2 separate regions of the Mus musculus genome follow, and region 1 is linked to region 2. Evidence: chromatin contacts called from ENCODE Hi-C or POLR2A ChIA-PET data. All regions are on one chromosome and are shown on one strand. The core of a region is the stretch at or near the end of the contact, and the rest is flanking DNA. Distances in the headings are between cores, read along the strand shown.

Region 1 (4,578 bases), core at 1,042-3,541, 450 kb after region 2:
AGATCCAGATCCTCTGGAAGAACAGCAAATGCTCGGGCTCTCCAGCTCTGCTATCTCGCCAGCTCTGCGGCCTCTACTTTAGCGCAATTCACCTGTTTCAGGTGAAGTCATACCTGGGGAGGGGTGGGAGACTGGGTCCTCGATCTCAATCTAAATTACAAGCATGCATCTACAGACTGGAGCTGAAGTTGCTTTAAGTTTTATGGGAACGGGGAAGTAAGCTGGCTAAATGTTGGGGACCTTATAGGAAAACGGGACCGTGGGAACTAGTTGGTAAGCCTATAGTCTGTCTCGGCTGCAGGTGGGATGTAGCCTTTGGTCTCCTAGTTTCCAATTCAAGCTTTCTAAGTTAGCCCATCTGAAGACAGGATAGCTTGTTGTGAAGTTTTTTTTTTTTTTTTTTTACCCACTTAATAGGTTAAGTCCTTCACTTTTTGTTTTAAGGAAGGATCTCCTGTCCCTAAGCTGTCCTCACACTCACTATGTAAGATGATGATGGGGGCCCGAGCATGGTGGCACACGCCTTTAATCCCAGCACTCGGGAGGCAGAGGCAGGTGGATTTCTGAGTTCGAGGCCAGCCTGGTCTACAGAATGAGTTCCAGGACAGCCTGGACTACACAGAGAAACTCTGTTTCAGGAAAAAAAAAGAAGAAGAAGAAGGAGGAGGAGGAGGAGATGATGAGCTCCTGATCTTGGCCTCTGCCATGTGAGTGCTGGCACTCCAGCCATGTGCCATTAAGTCTGACTGCCTCCTCTTCCTGCTGATCTGAATGCCCTTAGCCAAGTGTTCTATAGAGAAGTGACTATTATAGTCTCCAGCTTAGCATCACCCAGTGACCATGCCCACTCATACAGCATCACCTTTGGTTTCTGATCATTGGTCCTTCCATGGAACAAGCTTTGCTCGTCTTTTGCTTGGATCTCCAGTTTCTACTACTCCTGTAGCGTGTGGGTGGGTGTTCAATGTCCTCAGAGCTCCTATCACAGCTCTAATCTCTTTGCACAGTAATTATATATTTGCTATTCCTCTCTCTCTCAACCCTGATGGGAGACTATCTCTGTATCTCTGTGTCCCTCATAAGTACTGGTAAAGCCCTGAGCAGGAATAAACCAGTCCAAGATGAATGGCTCACGAGCTCAGAACATTCCTTGCTCTTCTGACCCTAGGCTTAGCCGGGGTCCCCCTGAGGCTCACTTAGTAGCCCAGGAATCACTGAGATGCAGAGATCTTTGCAAGGAGCTTGTGCTTGCTCCATTCTCCCAGGGGCTTTTGTGAGTAGTATCAGACTTGCTGTCGTGGAGGAGGTGGTCACTGGCTTCTCCCAACTCCTTCTCTTAATCATGCGCTAAGTAAACAAGACTGAGTCCCCAGACTCCAAGGGATGGTGTCTTGGGCCATCTCATGTCTCACCGGGGAAGGCAGACTCTTTGAGGTGAAACCAAGATTGAAAGCCGGTTCTTTTTGACAGCGTCACTTCCTATATGTGGGCTTTCCTTGCTCGGGTGTCACAATGCCTTAGTCTCACGGTTATGTACTAAGATGCAGAGGCCAAGAAGGGTACTTTTCTCTGTGTCTGCTCAACTTCCGTCAAGGACCAGACCTGGTCCCTCTGATTTAGGTGAGGCCTAGCTAGAATGCATGGCATCCTCTCCGGGCCGGCTTGAGGGGACAAAGGCACAGCCACTGAGACGGGGCCCCACCCCAGAAGGGTGGCTCTGAATCGACTCCAGACTTGTCTCGCAAGGTTTTCTTCGGCTCCACCCTAACCTACCCAAAAGTTCGAACCAATCCCTGGCCCTCTCCAAGTTACGCCATCGAAGTTGGTATGGAGGGATGCGGGGGATGAGTGGTAACTTTTGAGGTGGTCTAACGAACGTATCCACTCTAAACTCAGCTATAAGTGAAAAGTACCTCTGTGGGGCCAAATATCCGGACACCTATAACCCTGGCGCTCTGCTACCCACTTCCTCGACATGAGCTCCGCCCGATGAGGGGGAAAAAGATAGTCTCCAATTGGCCTACGTGGGTTCCCAATCTAATTAGACAGCGCTATTGGCCCTACCCTGGTCTTGGTTTAGAAACTGCGGAAGAAAGAGAGTTTTAACTACAACTTCCGAGAGGGAGCAGGGCTCTGGCGCTTCTTGCTCACGTGACTTCCTCCTCGCAGAGGACTCACGCGATAGGTCGGTGAGGAGGCGGGGCCCGTGGCTGTCAGCGGGGCCAGCGGCCTATGGGCTGCCCCGTCGGGCGGGAGCGCGGCGAGGGGCGGGGCTGGGCGCGCTGCAGGGCGCGGGAGCGCGCCGGCGGCGGTGGCGGCAGTGGCGGCGACTGTGGGGGTGGGGGGCGGGGAGCCTTGGTTGAGGCGACCGTGGCTTTTCTGCACCCTCGACCGGCGGCGGTGACGGCTCCCGGTGCGGCGGGGCGCTCGGCCAGCTTTCTAGGTCGGAACGGAACGCTCGGCCTCGCGGGCCCCGCCCGGAAAGTTTGCAGTGGAGCCGCGACCTCCTGGCCGGCGCGGCCCAGCATGAAGCGGCGCTGAGGAGCCGCCGCGGCCGCCTGAGGAGGAGGCGCTGCACCCCGGGCCACGCCGATGACTACTGCAAACTGTGGCGCCCACGACGAGCTCGACTTCAAACTCGTCTTCGGCGAGGACGGGGCACCAGCGCCGGTGTCCCAGGTCTCGCGGCCTGCAGGTGGGTGCCGGGCCGGCCGGGACTGTGGAGCGTGCCCTCGCCGCGCTCCCGCCAGCTCGCCTTCCCCTCGGTCCCCCTGGTGCGTGCGGGTGGCGAGGAAAGCCCGATTTAATTTGAGGAGGAGAAGGAGGCGTGTGGTTCGGGGCGACGTGGAAGTGTCTTGGCTGCGAGCGAACTAGTAGGGAACTCGACTCCGAGAGGCCAGTGGCCGGCGGACGCCCGGGCTTTGGAGGCAGAGGTTGTTGGGGCCAAAGCCCCAAGAGGTTTCTGGTTGTCGTAGCTGTGCCAGCGTGGTGCAGAGGAAATGTCTCCGAGAAGTGTAAGCGCACTTCGCTGTCTTTAGGCTAGTTGTAAAATTCTTTATTTGAAAGATGCGTGTTTTCAAATTCCACTTTAAAAAAAAATCTACTTTGCTAGAAGAGCGAGTTCGAGTTAGTGTCCACTTGTGTAAATTTATATTCCATCCACGCTTAGTTTCAAGTATACTATAACGGACCTTTCTGAAAACTGGGTTGTTTTGCTTGGGCAAAGTGTTTCTGGAGATTAAAAAACAAAAACAAAAAAACAAGATACGTTGCCTTTTAAAATTACAGTTCTCCTAGAATGTTCTAGAAGGCATTTTTTAATAATTTTAAAAAAAAAAGCTCTTCTCAGAAGATGTTTTAAAAGATAAGTTGGGAAAGCTGGACACCATAATGCTTGCGGGTCAAACCAGTCAGTAAATAGAAACAGGATGATGACTGGGGACTTAACTCTCTCCTGTGACCTGGTTTGGAATAGTGTGGTTCGTTAAGTTCAGCTTCCCTATTACATATGCAAGAGAACTTAGAAAAAGAAGATGGATAAGAGTATTCATGTTTATTCTTTCCAGTATTAAGTGAATTATTTAAATTTTTTCATAGTATTGTGAGGGCTAATACATTGTTTTCTCAGCGTTGCATTGAATCTCTAGGTGGTACAATACCTTTTAGTTCCTTTTCAGCCTTCGTATACTGTTTTCAACGTAATAAATATAAAGTTAAGAGTTGACTGTAGAGCCGGGGCGTGGTGACGCACGCCTTTAATCCCAGCACTCGGGAGGCCGAGGCAGGCGGATTTCAGAGTGAGTTCCAGGACAGCCAGGGCTACACAGAGAAACCCTGTCTCAAAAAACCAAAACCAAACAAACAAAAAACAAAACAAAACAAAAAACCCAGTTGACTGTATTCATTTCCAGTCCCATTAGCATTATTTTAATCAGCCTTAATGTCGAAGATACTAGTGGATACTCACTGGGTAGTGTATACTGATGCAGGCTCCTGCTCCTGATGAAAATTGGGAAACAGATGAGACACAGCTCAAACAGCTATTACTCGGCAAACTAAATTGTCATAAATTTTATATATAAAATAGAAAAATGGGGTTTATGGAGCTGATGGCATTGAGTTGCACTTAGGTTATGGAAATTGAAAAAATAAAACAACTTGTTTGAGTGAATTTGTAGAAAACAAGTTTGCAATTGGATTTGTAGTTGAAATTCCCAAAGATAAGCATGAACAGTTTTGCCAGAAGCCGACTTTAAAACGTTCTGGGCGGTTTTCTCGCCCCCCCCCCAACCCCACCTTTTGTTTTTTCTATCATTTCTTTTTTAGAGTCTAGTTCTGTCAGGTCTGCCGCCTCATCTTCCAAGTGCTGGTATTGGTGGCCATGTGCCACCATAATCAGTGGTCATTTTCTTAAGGATATTTGTTTTCCATTATGGTGGAAATCATATGAAAAAGTAAAACTTTATGCTTTTGTATTTTACTGAGACAATGTTTCAGTATGTATCACAGGCCAGCTTAGAACTGTCCATGTATCCCAGGCTGGCCTCAGAATGGAGATACGCCTCCTGCTTCAGCCTT
Region 2 (4,709 bases), core at 1,524-4,023:
GAAAAACACCATTTATATATATAAAATGAAAATAAAAATTTTTTGCTAAATATTTATTCATTTAGAGACATGGTCTTACTATGTAGCCTTGACTGATCTGCCTGCCTTTGCTGCTTCTTCTTTTTTTTTTTTTTTTTTTTTTTTTTTTTTCTCGAGACAGGGTTTCTCTGTGTAGCCCTGGCTGTCCTGGAACTCACTTTGTAGACCAGGCTGGCCTTGATCTCAGAAATCTGCCTGCCTCTGCCTCCCAAGTGCCCGGCCTGCCTTTGCTTCTTAAATGCTGGGATTAAAGGTATGTGCTACAGTGCCTGGCAAAACTTTTTCTTTCTTCTTCTTCTTCTTCTTTTTTTTTTTTTTTTTTTTTTTTTTCATAATGTGAGGATGTTCAGGCTGAAATTAAGCTCTTAGCAGTAGGGTGATTTTTACCCAGCAGTCCTTGGGCCATGGGTTCTATTCAAAGTACTATAGACCGGAAGGGTTTCTTGAAGTAGAATTATATGATGTCAGTCTTTGAAAGCTGAACATGTTTCTCAGAAAGTGTCTTGATTAGCCAAGTGGTGGTGGCACAGGGACAGCTCTAAGCCATTGCCACTCTAGCAACCAGCACATTTCCCAACTCTTGGTGCTCAGGAATATTCACTGGTGAATGGATGGATGACAGAGCATTGGTAATGTGGGAGAGAAGAGGAGATAATGCATTTTAAAGATGTCAAGTGTGCACAGCCTGGAGGACTAGGAACCAGGTACAGTGGCATACAACCTCAATCCTAGCACGTAGCAGGCAGAAGTAGGAATAGTGTGAGTTTGGGATTAGCCTGGTCTCATAGCAAGGCCCCGTCTCTGTGGACCAAAGACAGACAGTGTAGCTCAGTAGGAGAGCACTTGCTCCTGGATTTGATTCCCAGAAGAGTCAAGAAAAGAATGGAAGTTTGGGGTGGGGCAAGAAGAGAGGGGAGGGAGGGTTGACAGAGCAGGTTACTGATACTGGCTCGTTCACTCTTTCATTCAACAAATTGTCCTTCAAAACTCCCACTAGGAGCCAGGACAGTGTTGATCTCTGCACTAAAATGCTTAGATACCACAGTCAGATTCCTTAACTCACGCACAGGGCCCCTCCCTACATGCAGGTGGCTTGCTTGCTACCTGGTCCTGATTCAAGGTCTGAGAGGAGTTGGTCAGAAACTTGACCGAGAAAAAAAGAGAAGAGGTCATCTGCCGAAAAAGTACTTGAAGAATCTTTTGCTGAAGGGGGAAGCTTTAGAGCTAGCCAGAGGTCCAGGGACGACAAGTTTTGAGAGTTCTGGGGAGGGGGGTCTGGAGAGATGGCTCCGCAGTTCAAAACATTGGCTGTTTTTTCCAGAGAACCTGGATTCAATTCCCAGCACCCACAGGCCAATCACTCACAATTGTAATTCCAGTACCAGGGGATCTGACATCCTCACACAGATATACATGCAGGCAAAACACCAATGCACATAAAATAAAACTAAATAAATTAAATAAAAAATAAAAAAAAAGAGCCCGGCAGTGGTGGCGCATGCCTTTAATCCCAGCACTTGGGAGGCAGAGGCAGGTAGATCTCTGGGTGATCTCTGGGTGTTTGAGGCCAGCCTGCTCTACAGAGAGAGTTCCAGAACAGCCAGGGCTACATAGTGTTAGACCCTGTGTTTAAAAGAAAAAAAAATCCTGGGAAAGGGATGGGGGCATTCACAAGGGCATCCAGGGCTCTGGAACAAGCAAGTGTTCTGGGGGAAAAGCCTGGAGGGTTGAGAAAGAGGCTGAGGGTGTCTCTGGAAAGAGCCTAGGGGGATGAAGATGTTGGTATTCCAGAATCCTACCATATCGGGTTGTTGAGACCTACGCTCAGGATCAGTGTCAGGCTCAGAAATTCAGGCACCTCTTAAAATCCATCAGACCACCCCTGAGTATGCCTGACCTACCTCAAAAGATGAGATGTTGCAGGAAACAGGAACGCCAAGAGGTGGAGGATAGGGACAGGGGGTTGGAGAGAGCTAATAGCATCTGGTTAATAATGGGAGGGGTAGGGGATTGGAGTCAGCTTGTTGGTCAGGCCAGCTCTCTGTTACACCATAACTCATTTTTGCCTTTGACCCCCATGGCCAATGTATGTTCCCAGTACGCATACCCAGACCTTACCAGGTTAGTCACTTATATCCCAGAAACAAAATCTGTAACTCCCCAGAAAGCAGTACCCGCTGAGTGGTTACACGCTTGCCTGGCCTAGCTATGAGCCCTATTTATAAGGAAGACGTTGTCGAAAAGGCTCTCTGATCCTACAGCGGGAAACTGAGGCTGGCTGAAAAAGTGGGAAGGGATGAGGGGCAGAACTTCAACCCAGAAGGTGTGCGACGGTTAGGCCAGATTCTGGTTCCCTTATCTAAGCCTCTCCAGACCCTAAGCACTTCCTCCAACCACCCCAACTTTCCGTGTCAGCTCCAAGAACCTGTTTATGGTGACAGGAAGGGAGCCTGAGGTCTTTAGAGCTGCAGAGATCTGGGTAAGAGGCAAGTAGGAGGGGTTCCCTAGCGCCCCCTACCCCAGATTTAAGGTCTGCATGCAGTTCCCAGGAAGCTGTCCGGTTCCCGCAGACACCTTCGCTCTCCCTTCGCTCTCCCTTTCCACAAGCTGGTTGACACGGTAGGCAGACCACTCTGCCGGGTAACTCGCGAAGGCGGAGCGAGCTGTGGGCGCCCCTTCGGGGTGCGGGAGCCGGAGGGGAGCGCAGGAGGTGGGGCCCAGAGGGGCGGGGCGGGGCGGCGGAGAGGAGGGAGGGGCAGGCGCCGGCCGCGGCGACAGCGGCAGCTGCAGCGCGAGCAGGCCGGGCAACGCCGAGAGTACCGACAGCGCGAGGTCCTTGCAGCCCAGCGCAGCCATGTGAGTGTCCGCGCCGTTTCCTAAGGCCGTGGCGGGGAGAAGGGGCGAGCTGTGGATCCCGTGCGTCCTGCACCCGCGCCGCCCATCGGCTCCCGGACTTGCGACCGGGTCCCGCCTCACCCCGTTCTCGCGACCCGGATCGCGCCGTGTCTTTTCTCCCCACCCCCACCCCCACCCCGGGCACGGAGAACGCAGCTTCGCCCCACAAAAGCCGCCGCCTCCGGCTCTGCCGCGCCCGCCGCCTCCTCCCTTCCCTTCCGCGCCCAGGCCGCCACGGCAGTGCCCCGGGGCTCCACTGTGGGCAGGCCCGAGGGCGAGCCTGAGACGCCTTTCTGGGCCTGGGATTGGCTTTATCCTGGAGCCTGCGGTGCGGCAGAGGCTGATCTGGGAATGGGAACGGGGCGACAGGGTGCAGGAGACCCCCTAGATGAGCTAGCTAGTGTTCCTGGCCCTGGTCGACCTAAGCTGCTTTGGGGCCAGGCCCGAGGTGACTGAAGACTGAATTTGCCCGAGGCCACACTCTCCACCCAAACCGAAGCTGAAGCTGGAGAAGGTCGTTTTGGCGGCGGTCGACAGACCCTGTCCCTGGAAATGGAAGCTGCTATGGGGACTCAGCAAACAGTCAGAACTAAGCATCCTGTAGAACTGGTTTGGGGAAGGGGTTGTTCAACCAGGGCTAGAGCCCCGGCTATGTCAGCTTTTAGGACCCTCTGTCCTCCTATCTTAAGTTAAGTCTGAGTGTGACCTCTCTTACCGGCCCTTCCAAATCATTTCTGATGTGCGTGCAGGCTGGTCTCGTGTGTAAAATCTAATACAATAATAACGGTGTCCTGGCCACCGTCTATGTGGCTGCGTGCGTCTTGGACCTGCACATTCGACTGACATGCAGCCTTCTGAGAAGGTGTATGACCATCTGGCAGATGTAAATACTGGGCCAGAGAGGTTAGCAGCATTTTCAAGGTCACACAGCTGGGTTGGGAAGAAGCAAGAATTCACTATCCACCTCTCTAGTATTGACAGTGGGGGTTGGGAGCACTACAGCCGGACAAGGACTGCCAAGGCTCCCTCGTCTACCTCCCACACAGTCCTGGGCCCTGTGGGCAGCAGAGCGAGATGAGCAGTCCCTGGGCCTGGGTTTGGGTGGGAGGGAGGGGAGCGCACAAGGCGTTTGGACTAGGATCTGCCTAGGTGGAAAACCAGGCGAGGAGGGCGAGAGTGAGTCAGAGCGTTCCCAATCCGCCACCGCTGGGACTCGCGACCTAGCCAGACCTAGCCGGGGGAGGCTGTCCAGCTCCCAGAACGCGGCGGGACAGGGAATGTGACCAGCTGACCAGGGAGGAGGCTGGCAGGAAGTGAGGCCACTAAGTAGTCTCCACCCGGTTCCGGGGTGGGGTGGGGGTCTTAGGCCATAGCAGGCCCCCCTCCCCTTTTCAGTGGCAGTTCTGGTTGGCGGCTGCCAGATGACGTCAGCAACTAGGTTTGGGGCAGTTGCCATGGAGACAGGGACAGGCTTTTGCGCGCGACCCCCTTCTCCCTTGCAGCCACCCTTTTGCCTGGGTTATTTATAGCTTCTGTTTACCTCAGTCTACTGTAGCCCTACAGCTGAGTCGGGCTGGACCTAGAGACTCGTGGAGAGGCTGTAGCTAGTGTGGTGTGCGCTAGGTGAACAGTACTATTGGTCTTACTTTCCGCCCCATGCTGGTGGTTTTGTCCTGGCACACAGGAACGATCGGGAGGTCTATGGAAAGTGGGTTCGTGCAGGCAATTAAGATTCCATTCGCTGTCGAGCTGCACGCCTCATAACCTTTGGGACT

What was found. A loop is a pair of places that touch in the nucleus more often than their neighbours do. ChIA-PET counts read pairs that join two places held with the same protein, here RNA polymerase II (POLR2A).
Region 1: a loop to region 2 is called in a map of v-Abl transformed pro-B cells, with 2.0 times the contacts of the local background. The contact joins the promoter of Nfatc3 here to the promoter of Ripor1 in region 2. A Hi-C loop is called at or near these places in 1 of 37 maps with a recorded cell type or tissue (v-Abl transformed pro-B cells). POLR2A ChIA-PET finds 5 or more read pairs at or near these places in 1 of 5 experiments (embryonic stem cell).

What each region holds. Positions count from the first base shown.
Region 1 is chr8:106,057,299-106,061,876 of GRCm38, forward strand. Nfatc3 (nuclear factor of activated T cells, cytoplasmic, calcineurin dependent 3) reads left to right here and starts at 2,292. Exons shown (of 10, transcript NM_010901.3): 1 at 2,292-2,695. The coding sequence starts at 2,593.
Region 2 is chr8:105,602,456-105,607,164 of GRCm38, forward strand. It overlaps Ripor1 (RHO family interacting cell polarization regulator 1), which reads left to right and starts at 2,774. Exons shown (of 22, transcript NM_001081241.2): 1 at 2,774-2,895.